2 separate regions of the Mus musculus genome follow, and region 1 is linked to region 2. Evidence: chromatin loops called from intact Hi-C (ENCODE). Cell type or tissue: left cerebral cortex. All regions are shown on one strand. Each heading gives the region's core, and the rest is flanking DNA. Links, peaks and the distances in the headings are about the cores only.

Region 1 (2,903 bases), core at 271-2,770, 55 kb after region 2:
GTCACTCACCTCTGAGGGGATAGGAGACCGTGGCCCGGGAACACAGACAGAGGTTGCTCCAAACCCCATGTTCCTGTGGTAACTCTGCTGAGAGAGTTTGTCTGAACAGAACAAAGGGATGTCATAAATCAAGACAATTTTCAAATACATTGGTGGAAACACCATTAAGGAGAAGGCAAGTTCTGCCGTGGACCTCCTTTGCTAGCTGGGGGAGTTCTTAGCCTTTAGATCGCTGCTCTGTTCGTACATCCTGAAGGATTTCCTTAATAGCCACCAAGGCATTAGGTCAATGCAGAGGTGCACAGGAAATGGCTGTGAAGAACCGTAGCTAGTTTGTACTTAGGTCCTGGACCAGCCATGATCCAAGCTCTTCAGTCCCTGAAGGTCATCCTGTGGTCACGCAGGTGTGTGCTTTCTAGCAAGTTTTGGCCACAGCATGTGCAGACAGCCCCAGACCCCACAGGTCAAGGGGCTTGCTTCCCGAACCTCAGGCGGCTGTAAGCACCCAGAGACCCCTTTGCTTCTGGTTCACTAGCCGCACGTCGGGGTTTCTCGGCCCTTTTCTCAAGTGACTCGCAGAACTAGGGAGAAGTGTTTGCAGCTTTATCATAAAAGAATTGCCAAGGAGTTCAGATGGAGATTTGCGTGGGCACAGTGGACGCCCTCCTGCCCTCCCCACACGAGGCTCTCTGGAAGCACCCCAAACCCTGTTTTCACAAAGACTCCATCACACAGGCATGATGGGAGTGTGGACAGCCCCAGGAAACTTTAGGGAAAGAGGCCGGCATAGTGCTGCCAGGCTGACCGGGCAAAGCCTGTGCCTCTCAACATTCCCCTCAGGCGGGACTCTGGGATACCGATGGTCGGATGACTACAACGAGGGAAAGTCAGAGACTTTCCACGTGGCTGGCACCAAGTCAGAACACTAGAGAAGGCTTGGGCCTGGTGCTACGTGCCTATAACCCTGGCACATGGGAAGTGGAGCAGGGGGATAGCGAGTTCCAAACCAGCCATGGCTATATAGCGAGACTATGTCTCAAAATCTAAGAGAGAGGGCTCAGCAGGTAACGGCACTTTCCTACAAGCCTCACAGCCTGAGTAGGAAAGACAGACCCCCCCAAAGTTGTCCTCTGACCGCCCCCCCCACACACACACTGTAGCATGCAGAGGCATACACAGACACACACATACATGCATGTGTATGCATACAATAATTAGTTTTAGTAAGTTGGGGGGTTTTTTGGTACCCAGCCACACTCCTGTGCTTATTCTCATCTGTAGCTCATCTCTCCTTGGAGCGGTCCAGCCACAGAGCTGAGTAAATGTACGTACGACAGAGCTTGTCTGCCCACACACCCAAATGTCTTGCCTGTGCGGGCTATGGTAGAGACACACTCACCTTCCATCTGCATGGGAAGCAGTGTGTGTGAGGGTGTGTGTGTGTGGGTGGGTGTGTGTGTGTGGCGGGGGGGGGGGGGTGGCCTTAGAAGGATCAGGAGCACACACTCAGAACAGCTTTGAAAGACAGAGTGGAGAGATGGCTCAGCAGATAAGAAAACTGACTCTTCCAGAGGTCCTGCATTCAATTCCCAGCAACCACATAGCGGCTCACAACCATCTGTAATGGGACCTGATGCCCTCTTCTGGTGTGTCTGAAGACAGCGACAGTGTACTCATATACATGAAATAAATAAATCTTAAAAAAAAAAGAAAGAGTGTCACTCAGGTCTTCCCCACCCTCTGTCCCCCTCATTAATAAACTGATTTTGCTCTGGGGCAGTTCTAGAATGTTCCATTCCTGGCATGCAGGTTTTCTCCTCCCCACTATTCCTGGAGCCTTACCCGAAGCTGTGACTCACAGGAAAAGTAACCGTGGAAGGAGGAGGATGAGGCCCCAGGGTCGAAGTCCATGTGGCCTCTTCCCCAGGCCCTTCCTCTGGCCAGCTAGGGGCCAGCTATGGGGAAAGGGACAGGGCCCTGGGGAAAACCCAGCAATGGTGACTTCAGGAGAGAAATATACAAAGAGCAGCAGTTTCTTTCCTCAAGTACCCACCCCTGTCCCGAGCAGTGCAGCCCACCGTAGGCTTTCCTCAGTGAAAGCCCTGTATGGGGGACAGAGGGTGACCCCCGGATCCTGTAGGCTCACCTAGGGCGGCCAAGGACGCCATGCTTGTCCCTTTACAGCTCCTGGCCGTGGTGTTCGACACCTTCAACGACATTGAAAAGCACAAGTTCAAGTCTTTGCTGCTGCACAAACGGACCGCCATCCAGCATGCCTACGGCCTGCTTGCCAGCCAACGGGTAGGGCAGTGGGGGAGGGGTCACAGGGAGGGACTTCATTCTCTCCCCCCCCCCCCTTTGCTGCTGCACAAACGGACCGCCATCCAGCATGCCTACGGCCTGCTTGCCAGCCAACGGGTAGGGCAGTGGGGGAGGGGTCACAGGGAGGGACTTCATTCTCTCCTCCCCCCCCCCCCCCCGCCACCATTTTGGCTTGGCAGAGCTGGTGACCCTGTGGCTATTATGTTGCCTATGGGAGAAATGCAGGTCCCACCCCCAGGGACCCTGCCTCTCCCGTCCTACTGACTGCCTTCCCCTCCCTCTCTTGCAGAGGCCGGCTGGCATCTCCTACAGGCAGTTCGAAGGCTTAATGCGCTTCTACAAGCCCCGGATGAGTGCAAGGGAACGCTTCCTGACTTTCAAGGCCTTGAACCAGAGCAACACGCCTCTGCTCAGGTAAGAGCCGGGTACCAGGGGCTGGGGGGCTGGAGAGATGGCTCAGCGGTTAAGAGCACTGACTGCTCTTCTGAAGGTCCTGAGTGCAAATCCCAGCAAGCACATGTGACTCACAACCATCTGTAATGAGATCTGATGAGCTCTACTGGTGTGTCTGAAGACAGCTA
Region 2 (2,903 bases), core at 295-2,794:
TCAAGGCCACTCTGGGCTACATGGAAATAAAGCTGGCAGAGTGGTTGCTGCTGCATGGAGAGACACAGGGCCCAACTACTGGGATGTCAGGGGTGTTGACATCCTTGCAGAAAGGGCTGTTAAGTTTCTATGGGAGAATTTTCAATTCGTGAAATTCTAGCAACTGGTACTTTTTAAAACTCATGGAACAGTCTGAGCACACAACCCCTCCCCCACCCCCCACCCCCCTGCTGCCCTCCTGACAGTTCAGCTAAGACTAGGGCCTCATTTTTCAATGAAGGTGTGGTAGGATGGGGATCCGAAGTTTGCGCCCTCCTCAGGATGTTGCGCCCACGGCCTCAGCCTCAGCCTGGGACAGACAGGTCTGTTGAAGGGTGAGCCACTGAGTGTGGTTTGAAACGGGTTTTGTTGTTTGTCTTTTTTAATTTAGCCATCATTAAAGCCAGGGATGGAAGGGCTGGGACAGAACAGGGGCTTGGTTGGGACCCGGTAGGGCGTGGTGGAAGCTGAACAGGGGCGGGGCCAGACCAGGATGTGGTCACTTCTTCTTGCCTTTGCCCTTGGCCTTGGGTTTCTTCTCCTTGGCCTTTTCTTCCTTGGGCTTCTCCTTGCCCTTCCCCTTGTCTTTGCCCTTCCCCTTGCCCCGCTTCTTCTTCTTGGACCTGAGTATGGAGCGCACCAGGTAGCCCTTCCACACCGCCTGGATGAGCGTGGCGGCTCTCACCATGCGCACCATCTCGCGCTCTGCCTCCACCCGCTTCTTGGAATTGATCTCGCTCTCGGCCCGGATCTGAGAGAACTCCTCCACCAGCACCGCGTGCCTTTCCCTCAGCTCCTCCAGCTGCAGCTTCTCCTCCTTGTGGATGCTCTCCAGGTCCTCGTATTCGTCCTATGCGAGGGGCATGGCTGGAGGTGCGCAGCACCCGGCATGGCCTCCCCGTTCCCCATGCCCGGCTTCCAGCCCAGCCAGGTAGGATACAGAGCCTGTCTGTATATTTATACCTGGGTTCGCTCCAGGAAAGACCCGGCTGAGCAGATCTCAGAAAGGAGGGAGGACCAAGGGTGGTGAGTTGTGCAAACCTATGTGCTTTTGTTCTTGTGTAAATGCACATGTGAATAAATGCAGTGTGTGTGTGTGTGTGTGTGTGTGTGTGTGTGTGTGTGTGTGTGTGTGTGACTATAGGTGGAGGCTGGTGGTCAAGGTCACGTGTCCTCCTCGGGCTCTCCACCCTACTTCCTGAGGCCAGGCTCTCTCACTGAACCTGGAGCTTGCTGATGTGACTGAGCTAGCTGGACAGCAAACTCCCAGGATCAGCCTGCCTGTGCCCTCCCCAGCACTGTGACCACAGGTGCACATTGCCGCCTTCACTTCTCACATGGGATGCAGGGGATGCGAACTTGGGTCCTCAGGTTTGCATGGCAAGCATCCTACTGAGCTAGCATCCCATCTGTTAGCTTCTCTCCACCTTTAGGAGAGCTCTGGTTTTCCTCACTTGAAACACTGGGACAATTCCAAATACCAGGGCCAGTTTCTGGGATCAAGAGACCTTCGGGTTTCAGTATGAACTGGTCCTTCACAGACACTTGGTTTGGAGACCTGGTACCCACTAGGTGGCGCTGTTGAGTAGTGACTGAATCGGGAAAGCTCCAAGCTCATCTCTGGGTTACCCAGTGGATGCATTGATCGCTAAACAGACAGGAGGAGAGCCCTTCCGGGAGGAAGTAGTTCGTGGAAGGGTAGTGGGGTGGGCCCTTAAAAAATATCTTCTTCTTGGTCCGAGTCGTCTTCTTCCTCCTCCTCCTCCTCCTCCTCCTCCTTCTCCTCCTCCTCCTCTCCCCCCCTCCCCCCCCCCGCTCTCTCCCTCTCCCTCTCCCTTTCCTCTTATTCCCAGCTACTCTGTGCCCTCCTTCCTCCTCCTCTCTATCCCTCCCTCCCACCAGCATCTACAGATCTATCAGGGGGCACAGCTCATGAGCGATGCCAGTTTGAAACCTTCAGACGACAGTGAGAACCGTCTCGATTCCCTGCTTTATTCGGGAGCCTGGCACCTGGACCTTTTGGGTGCAGAGTGATGTGGGGGTGGGGGAGGAGGGCTCGCCTGTGAACCGGGAGCAGGCAGGAGCTGAGCCGGGCTGTGAGAGGACCATGGGAGGTGGCTATTAGGTGGAGCCACGTGCTTCAGGATGAATCTGGATTTCAGCAGTTTCAGCTTCTCTCTTTCAAAGGGTCTCCAGGGGAGGAGTCTCATACCTAGGCCACCTTGAGCAGCTCCTACCCGACCCTCCCTCCCCCAATCCCTCAGGAGGAACCCCCGGCACGTACCTGCTTCTCGCCCATCTCCATGTCATATTTCTGGATCCAGTTCTCGATTTCTGTCTCCACTTTGTATTTTTTCTTAAAACAAAAACGTCCAGGCAGGGCCCTTTAAGTTGGCTCAGTAGGTGGTAGAGGCACTTAGGACTTAAACTAATTCTCTGGCGCCACAAGGGGGCAGCAGGGAGCTGATAGCAGGGTTCTCCCAATCTCCATACAGGCATTGTGGTACCTGTATGTCCATAGGTACATACACACACACACACACACACACACACACACACACACACAAACACAACATGCACACACACACAATAATAATCTTTTTTAAAGGGTGAGCTCCCAGCTGGAGGTGAGGCTCAAAACCTTTGCCTAGCACGATCCCCAGTACTTACAAATTAATTCAAAAAACATTTGGGGCTGGAGAGAGGGCTCAGCAGTTAAGAGCTCGAGTTTCTCTTCCAGAGGACCCAGGTTCAAGTCCTAGCTCACGAACCTCGGTAACTCCAGTTCCAGAGGATCCAGCATCTTCTTCTGGGCCTCTGACGACACTGCACACATGCAGTGCACAGACATACATGTAGGCAAT

The links. Hi-C counts contacts between places; a loop is a spot of excess contacts. Peaks named below come from ENCODE experiments on the same cell type or tissue, not always from the same donor. Only the 100,000 strongest peaks of a DNase experiment are listed, where the experiment ranks them.
Region 1: a loop joins it to region 2, with 6 times the contacts of the local background. A loop is called at or near these places in 5 of 42 quality-filtered maps.

Annotation. Positions count from the first base shown.
Region 1 is chr5:120,549,324-120,552,226 of GRCm38, reverse strand. It overlaps Tpcn1 (two pore channel 1), which reads left to right. Exons shown (of 28, transcript NM_145853.2): 11 at 2,185-2,301; 12 at 2,612-2,736. Among named protein-coding and RNA genes, the nearest start is that of Tpcn1, 38 kb to the left of the region's middle. In left cerebral cortex, for the core only: a CTCF peak has its summit at 1,660 (motif pointing left); a DNase peak (open chromatin) is centred at 1,343.
Region 2 is chr5:120,604,621-120,607,523 of GRCm38, reverse strand. Iqcd (IQ motif containing D) reads right to left here. Exons shown (of 5, transcript NM_029408.2): 4 at 2,324-2,395; 5 at 411-889. The coding sequence ends at 539. Among named protein-coding and RNA genes, the nearest start is that of Rita1, 6.5 kb to the left of the region's middle. In left cerebral cortex, for the core only: CTCF peaks have their summits at 1,612 (motif pointing right) and 2,488 (motif pointing right); DNase peaks (open chromatin) are centred at 817, 1,627 and 2,493; H3K4me3 peaks cover 467 bases; H3K27ac peaks cover 435 bases.